Regions from separate parts of the Homo sapiens genome. Here region 1 is linked to region 2. Evidence: chromatin loops called from intact Hi-C (ENCODE). Cell type or tissue: HepG2. All regions are shown on one strand. Each heading gives the region's core, and the rest is flanking DNA. Links, peaks and the distances in the headings are about the cores only.

Region 1 (5,000 bases), core at 1-5,000, 53 kb after region 2:
GTGGTCAGTCCGGCCTGAAGTTCTGGTGTTACCAGTCTCGGCCCTAAACAAAGACTCTTTATCAGATTAACTTCCTAGGAGCAAAGGCCAGATGTCTCTTTGGGCAAGGCCAGTTTATAGATGGCCCATGAATTATTATGGTTCAACTTAAGGTTTTTCAACTTTACAATGGTATCAAAGCAATATGCATTCAATAAAAACTGTACTTCAAGTACCTATGTAAACCTTCTCATTTTTACTTTCAGTACAGTATTCAGTAAATTACATGAGATACTCAATTTTATGATAAATATAAAATAGGCTTTGTGTTAGATGATTTTTGCCCAGCTGTAGGGCTAATGTAAGTGTTCTGAGCACATTTAAGGTAGGCTGGACTATGCTATGATGTTCAGTAGGGTAGATGTATTAAATGCTTTTTTGACTTATGATATTTTCGATTTACAATGGGTTTATTGGTATGCAATTCCATCATAGGTCGAGAAACACCTGTATTTATTATACAGGCTGTCCCCTGGTCTTTGGCCAAGGCTCAAAAATGATCATGTTTATCTGGGCATCTACATTTAGTATAGCATTTATATGACAGATACTATCATTATGAATATGCCTAACATTTGGAGGAGCCAGTGTAGGTTACAGATAGATTTAAAGAAATAACTAATTCATCCTTTAATGTTTGCATATATTTTCATATTTTTGCACAAATTTGATTACCTCACCCCTCTTCTTTATCTACCTTGTGGTAAACTTGTGCAGCACTATTTGTCATAGAAATTAGTTAATGATTAGCTAAATTTAGTTCCTCCTCAGGCAAGTCATGTTCCATTAGTATTCATTCTAAGGAGGCTTCAATTCAATTTCCAATACATATGACCAATATTATAACCTTACCAACAATGCCAATATTATACCATGTCACAGGATGGCAGTAAATGAAACCTGAAAAATAAGAGCCAAAGATACTGGCACATTCATAGAGTGCCAGTCAGTCATTAACAATTATCCCAGTTCATCATCATATATGACCAAAATATCTCCCAGAGAGAAGTCACTCAAGTTTACAGACTTCTGTTTAGCCTTATTAAGTTCTAAAAGCAGGAGTGGCCTCACAAACACTTGACTTTTACTCTTTCAGGCATCTAGTATAATTGAGCTAATAGTATCATCTCTTGCTCTGAGTGTCTTCCAAGGTGCTAATGTATTTCCCACATTGCAAAACTCATTTATTCATTTAAAAAAATCTCGCCAGGTGCGGCTCATGCCTGTAATCCCAGCACTTTGGGAGGCCGATGCAGGTGGATCACCTGAGGTCAGGAGTTCAAAACCAGCCTGGCCAATGTGGCAAAACCCTATCTCTGCTAAAAAATACAAAAAAAAAAAAAAAATTAACCAGGCGTGGTGGTGGGTGCCTGTAATCCCAGCTACTTGAGAGGCTGAGGGAGGGACAATCACCTGAACCAAGGAGGCAGAGGTTGCAGTGAGCTGAGATCACGCCAGTGCACTCCAGCCTGGGTGACAGAGCAAGACTCCGTCTCAAAAAAAAAAAAAAAGCCAGGCGCGATAGCTCACGCCTGTAATCTCAGCACTTTGGGAGGCTGAGGCAGGCGGATCACAAGGTCAGGAGTTCGAGACTAGCCTGGCCAACATGGTGAAACTCTGTCTCTACTGAAAACACAAAAGTTAGCCAGGCGTGGTGGCGCATGCCTGTAATCCCAGCTACTCAGGAGGCTGAGACAGGAGAATCGCTTGAACCCGGGGAGGCGGAGGTTGCAGTGAGCCAAGATCGTGCCATTGCACTCCAGCCTTGGCGACAGAGTGAAACTCCGTCTCAGAAAAAATAAATAAATAAATAAAAATAACAAAATAAAAAATAAAAAATCTCAGCTACTATTTCTCTCTCTCTTCATTTGTACTCCGACTTTTCTACCTTGGAGAGAGGTTAGGTTTGACCATCGTGTTGGTCTCTATTTCTGGCAGCAAAACTGGCTAGCAAGTGCCTCCCTATCAATTCACTCCCAAGGATGTAGGGTATATTTATATAAAGAACTAATGTGCTATCACAACTAGGCGATAAATATACATTCTCTGTCAATCCTAATTTTGCCAGATGGAATGAAGGCATAGCCTAGCCCATCAGGCCTTTAGGAATTCTGACATAAAGATTTGAAGGTGTAGTTCCGGTTTTTTTGCTTAGGAATCATCTCTGCTCCTTGCACCCACAGTTGCAGCACTGGTACTGGAACCACTGCCTTAGGTGGGAAAAAAAAATGTTGAGGTGATGTGGAAAAGACGGGAAAAAAGTGTAGTAATACCACCACCTTCTGTCACTATGAGAATAACAGAATAGTAATGATGACTATTCCAGCATCATCTCTCCACTGCCTAATCCCAAACCCCCCCAGAAAAACAGAGGAATCTCTCCAGTGATAATTGGCCCTCCCTTGGCCCCGCTCAGGTTAAGTACACAGTCATGAAGGCCTATAAGCCAACCCTTCATACCTGTATCTCACCCCCAGCCTTTTAGACCAAAAATATCTCATTTGATTGTTCCAATTATTTTCATTTTTCAATTGCTTTCATTCCACGCAATTGCTTGTTCCATTACCCTGAGGATGTCTCTTTGCCCACTGTTGGACTTTTGGTCTTTTTTTTTTTTTTTTTTTTGAGATGGAGTCTTGCACTGTTGCCCAGGCTGGAGTGCAGTGGCACGATCTCGGCTCAGTGCAAACTCCGCCTCCTGGGTTCACACCATTCTCCTGCCTCAGGCTCCCAAGTAGCTGGGACTACAGGCGCCCGCCACCATGCCTGGCTAATTTTTTGTACTTTTAGTAGAGACGGGGTTTCACTGTGTTAGCCAGGATGGTCTCGATCTCCTGACCTCGTGATCCACCTGCCTCGGCCTCCCAAAGTGCCGAGGGATTACAGGCGTGAGCCACTGCACCCGGCCATTGGACTTTTGGTCTTTAAAGTGTGTTTCTTGCTCCAAAAATGTAGCTAAGCAGTCCATATGGGTACAATATCTTCTGGTCCTTTTACAGTACTCTGAGCATTTGATCCACAATCTGATAAGCAAAACCTAATGCAGTGTCTGTTCCTGTCAGGACCCATTTGTGGCCTCCAGAGACTGCTGGCATCTGTTTGGCTTGCCAGCTATGTGCAGGACCTTCCCCCAGAGGAATCTGCCCCATAGCCATCTGCAGTCTTTGTCTGTTTTATTGGCATTTTATGCCTCAGAGGGTACAAAAAATATGTCTAAATTCAACCCATCTCTGCATTGCTGCAGTACCACCATGTCCACTCATTTCATGGACCCAAGTGATCACTCCAGGTGGCTACACAGGGATATTTGCCCATAGGTGCCAGTCACCTGATTCTAGAAGGGAGTTCTCCTGATGTGCATTGACATATCCTACTTATGCACGCTTCAAATTCCCATAGTGATTTCCATATGCCTGTTTTTTTCCATACAGGCACCCCTTTATTAGGCCAGTTTTATATTACCCTTCTGCCTGACCACATGGCCAGGCCACTGGCCACCACTCATAAGCTGATAAAAACCCAAACAGGCCAGGCATGGTGGCTCACGCCTGTAATCCCAGCACTTGGGGAGGCTGAGGCGGGTGGATCACCTGAGGTCAGGAGTTTGAGACCAGCCTGACCAAAACATGGTGAAACCCTGTCTCACTAAAAATACAAAAAATTAGTTGGGCGTGATGGTGGGCACCTGTAATCCTAGCTACTCGGGAGGCTGAGGCAGGAGAATCACTTGAACCCAGAAGGCAGAGGTTTTGCAGTGAGCCGAGATTGTGCCACTGTACTGCATCCTGGGCAACAAGGGTGAAATCCATCTCAAAAAAAAAAAAAAAAAAAAAAAAGCAACAACAACAACAAAAAACCCAAACATAGCGGCAAACTGCATGCAATTCAGCCAACCTGCTAAGCTGATATGTTTTCACTTTTTTTTTTTTTTTTAAGATGGAGTCTCGCTCTGTCGCCCAGGCTGGAGTGCAGTGGCGCGATCTCTGCTCACTGCAACCTCCGCCTCCCAGGTTCAAGCGATTCTCCTGTCTCAGCCTCCTGAGTAGCTGGGATTACAGGCGCACGCCACCATGCCTGGCTAATTTTTGTATTTTTAGTAGAGATGGGGTTTCACCATTTTGGTCGGGCTAGTCTTGAACCCCTGACCTTGTGATCCACCCACCTCAGCCTCCCAAAGTGCTGGGATTACAAGTGCAGTGGTGCGATCTCAGCTCACTGCAGCCTTCACCCCACTAGTTGAAGCTATTCTCCTGCCTCAGCTTCCCAGCCCAGCTTTTTAAAGAATAAGTCTTGGGCTGGACACATTGGTTCATGCCTATAATCCTAGTGCATGGATTGAGGTGGGAGGATCACTTGAGGCCAGGACTTCAAGAACAGCCTGGACAGTATAGCAAGACCCGATCTCTTAAAAAATAGCTGAGTGTGGTGATACATGCCTATGGTCCTAGGTACTCTGGAGGCCGAGGCTGGAGGACCAAGCCCAGGAGTTTGAGGCTGCAGTAAGCTATGATTGCACCACTGCACTCCAACCTGGGCAACAAAGCGAGACCCAATCTCTTAAAAAAATTTTGTATTTCTTTCTCTAGTGGCACATAGATATCTTATTCTTTTTAATGATGAGTTATTATTCCATTTTATGTATGTACCATCAATTTTTAGCCAGTCTCTTATTGAGTAAATTTAGATTGTTTTCAGTTTTTTGCTGCTATAAACAATATTACAGGGAACACATTTTTTGTACATACATTTGCGTGAGAGCACGAAAAGTATCTATAGGATAAATTCCTAGCAGTGAATTGTTACGCTAAATAATATCTGTGGCCGGGTGCAGTGGCTCACGCTTGTAATCCCAGCACTTTGGGAGGCCGAGGTGGGTGGATCACGAAGTTAGGAGTTCGAAACCAGCCTGGCCAACACAGTGAAACCCGTCTCTACTAAAAATACAAAAATTAGCTGGGCGT
Region 2 (12,088 bases), core at 3,437-8,436:
GCATCACCCTGAAGGAATTCTAACTTCACACTGTTGGGGAAATTTACCAAGATGGCTTCAGAGTAGACTAACTTTACACAGCACATTAAAAAAAAAGACATTTATTCAGCGTCACGATCAGACTATTACATTTAGCAATCAACAGCATGGGTGCAAAAAAAAAAATCTACATTAAAACCCTTTGTTGGAATGCTTTACACTTTCCACAGAACAGAAACTAAAATAACCTGTTATACAATTAGTCACAAATACAGTCCTCGAGTTTTTTGCCCATACACATGAGTATTTGTCTAAAACATGTCTTCTTTGTAGCAGCTAGGCCCTGCCACCACTGTGCTTGGCTGAGTTCACAAATCTGTTGTAACCTGTAGCTTCCCTGTCACTTCTCTGGCTCTCCTCTCCTGCTAAGCTTTGTTTCCTAATTAAAATCTTCTGCCACTGCCATAGCTACTGCTACTGCTGGAACCGCCATAGCCACCTTAGTTTCGTGGTTTTGCAAAGTATTGGCCTCCACCGCCATAGGGGCCAGAGCTTCTGCCTCCAAAATTTCCTCCCTTCACGGGTCCAAAATTTGAAGACTGATTTTTGTAATTGCCAAAATCATTGTAGCTTCCACCACCTCCAAAATGGCTTCCATCATTACCAAATCCATTATAGCCATCCCCACTGCCATCATATCCACCACCACCACGGCTGCCACCAAAGCCACCATGACCACTGAAGTTTCTTCCATGACCAAAGTTGTCATTCCCACTGAAACCACCTCCACGACCACCACCAAAGTTTCCAGAACCACTTCGACCTCTTTGGCTAGATGAAGCACTAGTCATCTCTTGCTTTGACAGGGCTTTTCTAACTTCACAGTTGTGGCCATTCACAGTGTGGTATTTCTGAATGACAATCTTATCCACGGAGTCATGGTCATCAAAGGTTACAAAGGCAAAGCCCCTTTTCTTCCCACTGCCTCGGTCAGTCATGATTTCAATCACTTCAATTTTTCCATACTGTTCAAAATAATCTCTTAGGTGATGTTCTTCAGTGTCTTCTTTAATGCCACCAACAAATATCTTTTTCACAGTTAAGTGGGCACCTGGTCTTTGAGAATCTTCTCTCGAGACAGCTCTCTTTGGTTCCACGACTCTTCCATCCACCTTCTGTGGCCTTGCATTCATAGCTGCCTCCACCTCCTTCACAGTGGCATATGTGACAAACCCAAAGCCCGTGGAGCACTTGGTGTTTGGATCTCTCATTACCACACAGTCTGTGAGCGTTCCCCGTTGCTCAAAATGGCTCCTCAGGCTCTCATCGGTTGTTTCAAAGCTCAACCCTCCAATGAAGAGCTTCCTCAGCTGTTCGGGCTCTTTAGGAGACTCTGACTTAGACATGACGGCAGGGTGAAGAGAGACTTTAACGATGCTTCTTCGGCGGCGTCCACGGGCAGAAAGGAGAAGATTTTTATTATAGTACTTGATGCATAATAAATGTTAGCTGCTATTAATAGTAATAGCAGCAGCAGCAGCAGTAGTAGTTGTTCAGGCCTCTAACCTCTCAGTAGGCCTCTCACTAGGACCATTTCAACAGTTGCCGTATATATATGTTTATATATATTATATATATAAATCTAATTAATATATTTAATAATTATTATTATTTTTGGAGACAGGGTCTCACTCTGTTGCCCAGGCTGGAGTGCAGTGGTGCGATTATAGCTCACTGCAGCCTCAACCTCCTGAACTCAAATGATCCTCCCATCTCTGCCTCTTGAGTAGCTGGGATTACAGGCGCTTGCTACCACTCCTGGCTAATGTTTTTTTTTTTTTTGTGAGACAGAGTCTCGCTCTGTTGCCCAGGCTGGAGTGCAGTGGCGCGATCTCAGCTCACTGCAAGCTCTGCCTCCCAGGTTCATGCCATACTCCTGCCTCAGCCTCCCAAGTAGCTGGGACTACAGGTGCCCGCCACCACCACGCCTGGCTAATTTTTTGTATTTTTATTAAAGACGGGGTTTCACCATGTTAGCCAGGATGCTCTCGATCTCCTGACCTTGTGATCTGCCTGCCTCGGCCTCCCAAAGTGCTGGGATTACAGGTGTGAGCCACCGCGCCCGGCCTCATTTTTGTATTTTTAATAGAGACAGGATATGTTGGCCAGGCTGGTCTTGAATTCCTGACCTCAAGTGATCCACCCTTTTCAGCCTCCCAAAGTGCCAGGATTACAGGCTGGAGCCACCATGTCTGGCCAGATTTCTATTATAATATAGTAATTTCCTCCCACCAGTTTTGCCAGTTGATCTTTTATTAAAGATAGTATACCTTTGTATTTGTATTCCATAATATTACAATATGTGCTTTTACTTTATTTTATAATTTTTTGAGACAGGGTCTTGCTTTGTTGCTCAGACTGGAGTGCAGTTGTGTGATCGTGGTTCACTGCAGCCTCGACCTCCCAGGCTCAAGCAGTCCTCCCTCCTCAGCCTCCCAAGTATTTGGGACCACAGGCATGCACCACCATGCCCAGTTGATTTTGTCCTTTTTATAGAGACGAAGTCTTGCTTTGTTGCTCAGGCTGGTCTCAAACTTCTGGGCTCAAGTGATCTGCCTGCCTTGGCCTCCCAAAGTGCTGTGATTACAGGTGTAAGCCACTGCACCTGGCCAGAATGTGTACTGTTTTATGCAAGTCTGTTGGGTAGGCCACAGAGAGATCAGTTTATTTTCCGTTTTCTTTAAGAATGAAAAACAGTCTAAAAAATGACAGTCAGTAAAATAATTTGTGAAAAGATTTTTCTGAATTAAATTTTAAATTTAAAAATTTAAAAATTTTCTTATTCAATAAAAATAAAAAAAAAAAAACTATAAGTATGAAAGACTTCAAGTGGCAGCCAGGAAGAACTGGTTCAAAGTATTTATGAAGTATAAATAGAAAAGTCTGTATAATATGCAGGAAAATCAGCCTTAATTGATTATGATTGTTGTGCTACAGCAGTGTTTTTTTAAAACTTGAAGGAGGTTAATCTGTAGAAGAGTCAACTATTTTATTTTATTTTTTTTTTCAGATGGAGTTTCGCTCTCCCAGGCTGGAGTGCAATGCTGCAGTCTCTGCTTACTGCAACCTCCACCTCCCGGGTTCAAGCGATTCTTCTGCCTCAGCCTCCCAAGTAGCTGGGGTTAAAGGCATGTGCCACCATGCTTGGCTAATTATTAGTATTTAGTAGAGACAGGGTTTCACTATGTTAGGCTGGTTTCGAACTCCTGACCTCAGGTGATCCACCCACCTTGGCCTCCCAAAGTGCTGGGATTACGGGCATGAGCCACCACCACACCCAGCCAACTTTTTTTTTTTTTAATTTGAACAAGTTTTAAACAGCTAGTTGAACATCTTCCATTAAAATGTTCCTTTTTTTTTTTGATAAACTATTTATTTTCTTAACCCATTATTTTCATGTAATTTGGCTTTTCCAGTTACAGTTTTGTAAGCCACATTGCCTTTTTAGAACATAACTACCAACTGTTGGCAAAAAATTACAGTACTGTAGTATGAAATTTGTTAGTGTACTAAAGTACTCTAAACATCCATCCATATGTTGTACTCTCCAAGAGTAGAATCTCTTTTTTCAGTCTTGCTTCCTACTCTACCCCTCCCATTTCAGTAGAAATATCTTATACTTTATGAACATTAAGTTGAGGCATAGCTGAGATGGCTGTTGGTGTTTTAGAATACAAATTTGTTGCTGGAGTCTCTTTTTTGCTTTATCAGTTAGGAATTGTGTTTGGCTGCCGGAAACAGAGATAAGAAATAACCATTGCTTAAAGTAGTTAATTTGGTAAAAAAAATTCAGACGTAGGAGATCTAGGGCCTATATGGCAACTCTGTGGAGTTGTCAAGGGCACAGGCTGCTTCTGTCTTCTTCTTTCGCCATCTTTAGCATGTGTCTTCTACTTTCAAGATTACCTAATGGTTGCTGGACCTCCAGCCATCACATTTATGTTCTAGGCAGAAGAAAGGAGGAAGAAAGGCATAGACAAAAGGGCTATATCTCTCATCTTTTAAAAAAACCTCTCTAGAATTTCCTACACAACACTTCTTCTGATCTCATTGACTGAAACATAGTCATTTGGCTATACTTAGCTACAGGTAAGGTTCAGAAATGGCTTTTAGCTGGTCATACAAACTAGATTAGTGAGAGTGGAGTAAGGATCTATATTGGATGGAAACTAGTAATCTTTGACATACTTGCTCCTTATCTTCTATACTGTATCTGCTGCTGACCGCCTAGTAGTGCTGTTAAGCTCTTCATTCAATAGACATGAATTAAGTGCTAACTATGTACTAGGTCCTGTTAAGAACCGGAAATGCAAATGCAAGTGAGGCATACTCCCTGCCCCAGAAAAGTTGTGGTTTAGTAAGAAGAACCCCCCCCCCCCCGCTTTTTTTTTAGACAGAGTTTTGCTGTTGTTGCCTAGGCTGGAGAGCAGTGGCGCAATCTCGGCTCACTGCAACCTCCGCCTCCCGGGTTCAAGTGATTCTCCACCTCAGCCTCCCAAGTAGCTGGGATTACAGGCATGTGCCACTACGCTGGCTAATTTTTGTATTTTTAGTAGAGACGGGGTTTCACCATGTTGGCCAGGCTGGTCTTCAACTTTTGACCTCAGGTGATCCACCCGCCTCGGCCTCCCAAAGTGCGAGGATTACAGGCATGAGCCACTGCACCCAGTCAATAAGAGGGCTCTTCAACCTGCACACAGGTCTTTGACAACATAAGATGTTGAGTACTATGGGCTGTTGTGACTATGATTCTGCCCACCCCATCAATTTATGAGGCTTAAGAGGGAGAAGGGGAGAGGCCTTCTTTGGAAGGGGAGTATTAATGGAAAGAAACTATTCCCTGCTCTGTGAGGGGAAAGGAAAGGGTTTTTTCCTTCCCAAAAGTCAAGATAAGGAGGTCCTGAAAGAGTCACTCTCTGTCATTAAGAAGAGAGATTTACATTTGCTCTTTGGTTGGGTATCTGCCTAGCCACCAATCTCACTTATATGCCCCTGTTCTACTGAAGAAGACATGGTAATGGAATGCCTGATACCAGGGCCAGGCATTCCCATCTATAACTTGGATTCCTGTTCTGAGAGGTATAAGAGATGGATTCTGCATATATCCTTAGGTCATTCTGAACAAGTCAGGAACTATATTCATCAGGGTTTTCCAGAGAAACAGAACCAATAAGGTTGTGTGTGATTTATTATAAGGTTTATTATAGGAATTGGCTTACACAATTTAGGAGGCTGACAAGTCCCGAGATCTGCAGGGTAGTTGGCAAGCTGGAGACTCAGGAGACCTGACTGTATAGTTCCAGTCAGACACAGTCCAAAGTCCTGAGAACCAGAGATAACATAGTAGCAGTCACTCAGGCTTGAGACTCTGAAGAGCTAATGTTTCAGTTTGAGTTTGAAGGCTGGAGAAAGCCAATGTCCTTAGGCAGGAGGAACTGACTCTCTACTTGGGGGAGGCTTAGCCTTTTTGTCTGTTCAGGCTTTCCACTGATTAAATGACATCCACCACATTAGGAAAGGCAGTCTGCTTTACTCAGTCTATAGATTTAAATGTTAATCTCATATGGAAACACCCAGAAAAATGTTTAGCTAAATATATGGAGATGAGATTGGAAACATTTTTATCCAGGGTAGAATGGAAGCTCTCTGACCAGAGAAAAGTGTCATGACATAGTGATAAGAAACAAATGTAATTCGATATGAAAATTTCTGTGATTTCTTTTTTTTTCTTGAGATGGGGTCTGGCCCTGTTTCCCAGGCTGGAGGCCAATGGTGCAATCTTGGATTACTGCAACCTCCACCTCCCAGGTTCAGGTGATTCTCATGCTTCACCTTCCTGGGTAGCTGGGACTACAGGCATGCGCCACGATGCCTGGCTAATTTTGTATTTTTAGTAGAGACGGGGTTTCACCATGTTGGCCAGGCTGGTCTCCTGACCTCAAGCGATCCACCCGCCTTGGCTTCCCAAAGTGCTGGGATTACAGGCGTGAGCCGCTGTGCTGGGCCTAATACCTGTGATTTCTATTGGTGACCAAATCACAAAAATATTATGGCTGGTTGTTTTATTGTTTTGCCTATACTCACAATCTAATGACATTATAAATGTTAGTTAGAGATTGGTAAAAAGTGATACAATTTTCTTCTTATCAAAGTTTATGAGTTTTATTATAGATCCCTGGGGGTCTGTGGACGCTATGTTGAGAACTTCTGTGTGAAGAGGAAGGAGAGGGCTTTGAATTGATGCAGGGTTGTATGCTATGGAAAAGATTCATAGAGGAGGCAACTGTTGGTCTGAGTGTTGGAAGAAGGGGAGGGTAGTTAGGATAGAGGGTAGTTGAAAGGCATTCCAGAGAGGAATGTAGCATAAGAAAATGTGTGAGGTGTGAGACAGCCTGGCATATTGTGAAATTGTAGATCAGCATTGGTGAGGGGAAGTCTGTGTTGAGCCAGGGTATAATTTCTATTCTTGCTGACAAGACCATTTTGTTCACGTGCCTGTTGAGCAAATACTGGTTACAAAGGCCATTTAGCCAAACCGATAGATCCATATCTTTGGTCTCTTCAGGTATAGTGAACAACGAGATACTGTTTGAAGTTTTGCCTACTGGGAGTTCCCTTTCTCCTGTCCTGTAGGGCTACTTCTCTGTAAGGTCAATGCCAGCAGACTGTATGCAACCATGTATAAACCAGGCCTAAGTTTTTTTTTTTCCTTCTTTCCTTTGATCTTAGGGAACTCTACAAGGCCATAGATTAAGGAAGAGTTGATTAGTAGAAGTAAGTGCCATGGGTGTCTCAGCCATTTGTTCTTCTAGCTTATTTGTGCTTTTGGAGCCTGCTCTAACCTCATTACAACCATTGTAGTCAGGATTACTTGGTTATGTAGTGGTAACAACCAACCTTCAAATAAAGGCTTAAAATTTGAAAAAGAGAGATTTGTTTCCTCTCATGTAAAATCTGGTGCAAGCTGGGTGATTCCAGGCAGCTGTTCTTCATTTGATGGGTCAGCATTGCATATCTATATTTATCTCTGCTTCTATTATCATAGTGACGAGAAGAACAGGCTGGAGAATTGCATACTGGCACATAAATGTTTCTACAGAAATGATTTCTGCTCTTTGGTCAAAGAAAGTCATAAGGTCACATTTGACTTAAAGAGGATAGACAAATATAGTCCTCCCTTGTTCCCTTGAAAGTTCATATCTGACACACTATCACTTCCATTTCATCATGGAATGCTGCCAGCACATATAGCTTTATGGCTTGGAGGATCGGAACACTCACTTCTTGAAAGTATGTCAGGTCACATGGTCAGTCTCTGCTGGTGCTCAAAAGCCAAGCAAGGAGCTATTTCTCAAAAGAAGAGCAATCATCTGCAGAGAGGGCATAGCTCTCTTCAGAAGCAGTAGTTCTCATGCAGGGGCACACTTGACAATGTTTAGAGACATTTTGTTGGTCCAATTCAGGGCATTGCTATTGGCATGTAATAGGAAGAGGGCAGGGATGCTGCTAAACATCCTACCATGTAAAAGACAGCCTTTCACAATGTCAAGGGTGACCAAAATGCCAATAGTGCCAAGGTTAAGAAATCCTGCTTTAGATGGACTTAAGTGCCTGGTGGTCTGTGTTGTGATTCTTCTAGCAGGGCCTACTGGTAGCTTTATACAGCTACTTTATCATCTACCACAGACGCTTTGAATACCACCGAATTTGCTGGATATTAAGGCCCAAATGGCAGAGCATCTTTTTTTTTTTTTTTTTTTGAGATGGAGTTTCACTCTTGTTACCCAGGCTGGAGTGCAATGGCATGATCTTTGCTCACCGCAACCTCCGCCTCCCGGGTTCAAGCAATTCTCCTGCCTCAGCCTCCGGAGTAGCTGGGATTATAGGCATGCACCACCACGCCTGGCTAATTTTGTATTTTTAGTAGAGATGGGGTTTCTTCATGTTGGTCAGGCTGGTCTCGAACTCCCAACCTCAGGTGATCCGTCTGCCTCAGCCTCGCAAAGTGCTAGGATTACAGGCGTAAGCCACTGCGCCCGGCTGGCAGAGCATCTTATACTGCTACCTTGACCTCTTGCCTTCTCATGTCCTAGGCCCCATTTAAAACTGGCAGCTATTAATGAATTATTCAGGAAATGGGCAGAGCATCACACTAAATATGGTTTATGTTATTTCTAGAATTTAAAGAGTTCCACTGTGCACAGTGCTTCATTTTATTTTATTTTATTTATTTTTTTTTTTGAGACGGAGTCTCGCACTCTTGCCCAGGTTGGAGTGCAGTGGCGCCATCTCGGCTCACTGCAAGCTCCACCTCCCAGGTTCATGCCATTCTCCTGCCTCAGCCTCCTGAGTAGCTGGGACTACAGGCTACAGGCGCCTGCCACCACCCCGGCTAATTTTTTGTATTTTTAGTAGAGACGGGGTTTCACCGTGTTAGCCAGGATGGTCTCGATCTCCTGACCTTGTGATCCACCCGCCTCGGCCTCCCAAAGTGCTGGGATTACAGGTGTGAGCCACCGTGCCCAGCTATTTTTATTTTAGAGATAGGGTCTTTCTATGTTGCCCAAGCTGGTCTTGAACTACTGGCCTCAAATGATCCTCCCACATCAGCCACCCGAGTAGCTAGGATTACAGGCATAAGCCACTGCTCCCAGCATTGTGCTTCTTTCTAAGTGGTGGTGGCAGGCTGAGCTATGATAACTTGTCCTTCATTTTTATTTTTATGTTTTTATTTTTAGAGACAGGGTTTCACTCTGTCACCCATGCTGGGGTGCAGTGGCATGATTGTAGCTCAATGTAACCTCAAACTCTGGGCTTAAGTGATCCTCTCACCTCAGTCCCTGGAGTAGCTGGAACTATAGGTGCTCACTACCATGGCCTGTTAATTTTTGTATTTTTTATTGAGACAGGGTTTTGCCATGTTGCCCAGGCTGGTCTCAAACTCCTGGGCTCAAATGATTTGGCTTCCTCGGCCTCCCAAAGTGCTGGGATTACAGGTGTGAGCCCCTACGCCTAGCCTAGAATTTTAGTGTTTGTTTTTTTTTTTTTTTTCGAGATGGAATTTCGCTCTTGTTGCCCAGGCTGTAGTGCAATGGTGCGATCTCGGCTCACCGTGAGTTTTAGTTTTACAAGATGAAAAGAGTATGGTGATGGTTGGACAACATTATGAATGTATTTAATACTACTGAAATGTACATTAAAAATGGTTAAGATGGTAAATTTTTTTACCACAATAAAAAAAATTGAGGAAAAAACACAAAAGAAAAAAAGATGCCAATATTTCAAATATTTTTGCCTTTAGGAAGAACTTATTATGAACTGTGTCAGTTAACTAAGTAAGGAATACTTTTAGAGGTTAAAAATGCCACGAAATCCAGACACTGCATTTCTTGACTCAACTCTTTGAATACCAACCGCTTTAAACATTTATTTATTCAGTATTTGAAAGGTTTATTCTAAAATTCAACATAGGCTAGGTACAGTGGCTCATGCCTGTAATCCCAGCACTTTGGGAGGCCAAGTCAGGAGGATTGCTTGATGCCCAGAGTTTAAGACCAGCCTGGGCAACACAGCAAGAACTCATCTCTGAAAATTAAAATTAAAAAAATTCGACATGTTTTCTTGGAATTTATTTTTGACTTTAATTTTGTGCCTACATACCTAAATAGGTTATATATCCAATATGTTTTTAGGTTCTTTGGTGTTGGATACTACTTTTTATGGGGGAAAATTTTTTTTTTACTTGAAATACAAGGAATGGATCCTTTCCTCCCTCCACCCCTATGTCACTAAATGGGAGTAAATTGTACTTAAGATATGCCCAAGCTTTAGCACCCAGAATGTAGTCTTTAAAATATTATTTCCTACTAAAAGGGGTTCCTTGGAGAAATGTCTGGTTCTAGGCCTAAGGCAGGATTTGTAGAAGGTAAGTCTGGAACTTCTTGTCCTAGCAGGAAGCTAGGAGGTTATCTTCATTTACTAGGTTTATGTCAAAAGGGCTTAGGAGCTTTGTAGAGGGTCCCTCAAGACCATTCCCACATTTCATGATTTCCAAGATTGACTCTCAGGACTCAAGTCATTTTATTCACAGTTATAGTTTATTGCAATGAGATGATACAAGGCAAAATCAGCAAAGCGAAAGGCATATGGAATGAAGTCTGGAAGAAACCAAGCTCAAGCTTGCAAGAATCCTCTCCCAGTAGAATTGGAAAAGATGCCATTAATTCTCCAGTAATGAGTTGTGTGCACAGCCTCAGATTAGCCCCTAATGAGATTTTAAGGGCTTCTCCGATTATTCCTGAGCATGCGTATAGCACTGGGTACACATCCCTTTGCATAAATATGACCTTCTGGATTCCCAGGAAGTTGTTGGAGCTTTTCAGAGTCTTTTATGGACATCTCATTCCCCAGCTTTTCTTTTCTGGGTTTTTTGTTTGTTTGTTTTTGAGGTAAGGTTTGTTTGTTTGTTTTTGAGATGGAGTCTCGCTCTGTCATCCAGGATCAAGTACAGTGGTGCAATCTCAGCTCACTGCAACCTCTGCCTCCTGGGTTCAAACGATTCTCCTACTTCAGCCTCCCAAGTAGCTGGGATTACAGGTGCTCGCCACCATGCCCGGCGAATTTTTTGTATTTTTAGTAGAGACAGGGTTTCACCATGTTAGCCAGGATGGTCTTGATCTCCTGACCTCGTGATCCACCCGCCTCAGCCTCCCAAAGTGCTGGGATTACAGGTGTGAGCCACCACGCCCGGCTTGGGCAGTTCTTTTTCTGATCTTCCCTGAGATTACTCATGTCATTTGATTGGGACTGTTATTTAAGATGGCTTCACTCACACATTTGTTGGGTAGTGCTGGCTGTTGGCTGGCCTATGTCTATTCATTAGGCTAGCTTTGGCTTCTTCACATGGCTGCTAGATTTTAAAAGTAGAAAGAAGGGCAAGCTCCAGTATGCAAGCACTTTTCAAACCTTTGCATTACGTGGGATAGTTTCGCATTCCTATAAATGTTTTTGAGCTCTGCTCTGGGATGCAGTTACATTTATTTGAAAATAGTTCCAGATTTTGATTTTACAGATCACCTGAGTTCAGGAGTTCGAGACCAGCCTGGCCAATATGGTGAAACCCCGCTTCTACTAAAAATACAAAAATTAGCTGGGCGTGGTGGTGGGCACCTATAATCCCAGCTACTTGAGAGGCCGAGGCTGGAGAATCACTTGAACCCAGGAGGCGGAGGTTGCAGTGACTGGAGATTGCGCCATTGTGCTCCAGCCTGGTTGACAAGAGCGAAATTCCGTCTCAAAAAAAAAAAAATTTTAAGATTTAATAGATAGTACTGGATCTGTGTTCACTGTAGGGGTAGTAAGTCCCCATTACTTAGGAAGAACTCTTATGTGTACTTGACCCCATCCTCAATGGAATTGGTGAGAAGCGGCACTATTTCTGGCCCTGTGTAAGTTCTGGACACTGCTACCTCTAATCTTTCTGGTGCTTCTTTTCCTGGCTTCTGGTAGTTTCCTCACACACACAGTGTGCTGATCAGTTTTCGTTTGACTACTAGAGAGGGATCCTTTGCAGATCTTCAGAGTTCGTTTTCAGTACAGCTCTCCACATTACGCTGTCCTCTAACACTTTGGTCTACCTGTACTCTTAGCTCTGCCTCCTTAACTCAGAGAGTCTACCAGGTTTCACTTGCCTTTCTCTTCCTTACCCTGCAGCCTGGAAAGTCTTGAGGAAGGAAGTTGAGGCAACTTCATTGTTCTTTACTGTCTGTGCCCAGTGTAATGAAAACTGTGTTTCATGTACTTTCTTTCTTTCTTTTTTCTTTTTCTTTTGAGACAGAGTCTCACTCTTGTCTAGGCTGCAGTGCAGTGGCACAGTCACGGCTCACTGCAGCCTCAACCTCCCAGGTTCAAGTGATCTTCCCACCTCAGCCTCCTGAGTAGCTGGGACTACAGGCTTGTGCCACCATGCCCGGCTAATTTTTAAAATTTTTTTTGCAGAGACGAGGTCTCACGGTGTTGGCCAAGGTGGTCTCAAACTCTTGGGCTCAAG

What was found. Hi-C counts contacts between places; a loop is a spot of excess contacts. Peaks named below come from ENCODE experiments on the same cell type or tissue, not always from the same donor. Only the 100,000 strongest peaks of a DNase experiment are listed, where the experiment ranks them.
Region 1: a loop joins it to region 2, with 4 times the contacts of the local background. A loop is called at or near these places in 7 of 110 quality-filtered maps.

What each region holds. Positions count from the first base shown.
Region 1 is chr2:201,002,681-201,007,680 of GRCh38, reverse strand. All of the region lies in intron 7 of HYCC2 (hyccin PI4KA lipid kinase complex subunit 2), which reads left to right. The region is part of intron 1 of LOC105373835 (a long non-coding RNA gene); the gene reads right to left. Among named protein-coding and RNA genes, the nearest start is that of ORC2, 42 kb to the right of the region's middle. In HepG2, for the core only: a CTCF peak has its summit at 2,294 (motif pointing left); a DNase peak (open chromatin) is centred at 30.
Region 2 is chr2:201,052,386-201,064,473 of GRCh38, reverse strand. All of the region lies in intron 1 of HYCC2 (hyccin PI4KA lipid kinase complex subunit 2), which reads left to right. It also overlaps the pseudogene HNRNPA1P35. Among named protein-coding and RNA genes, the nearest start is that of HYCC2, 13 kb to the left of the region's middle. In HepG2, for the core only: no CTCF peak of the experiment used is centred there; DNase peaks (open chromatin) are centred at 5,353, 6,533 and 7,223; H3K4me3 peaks cover 672 bases.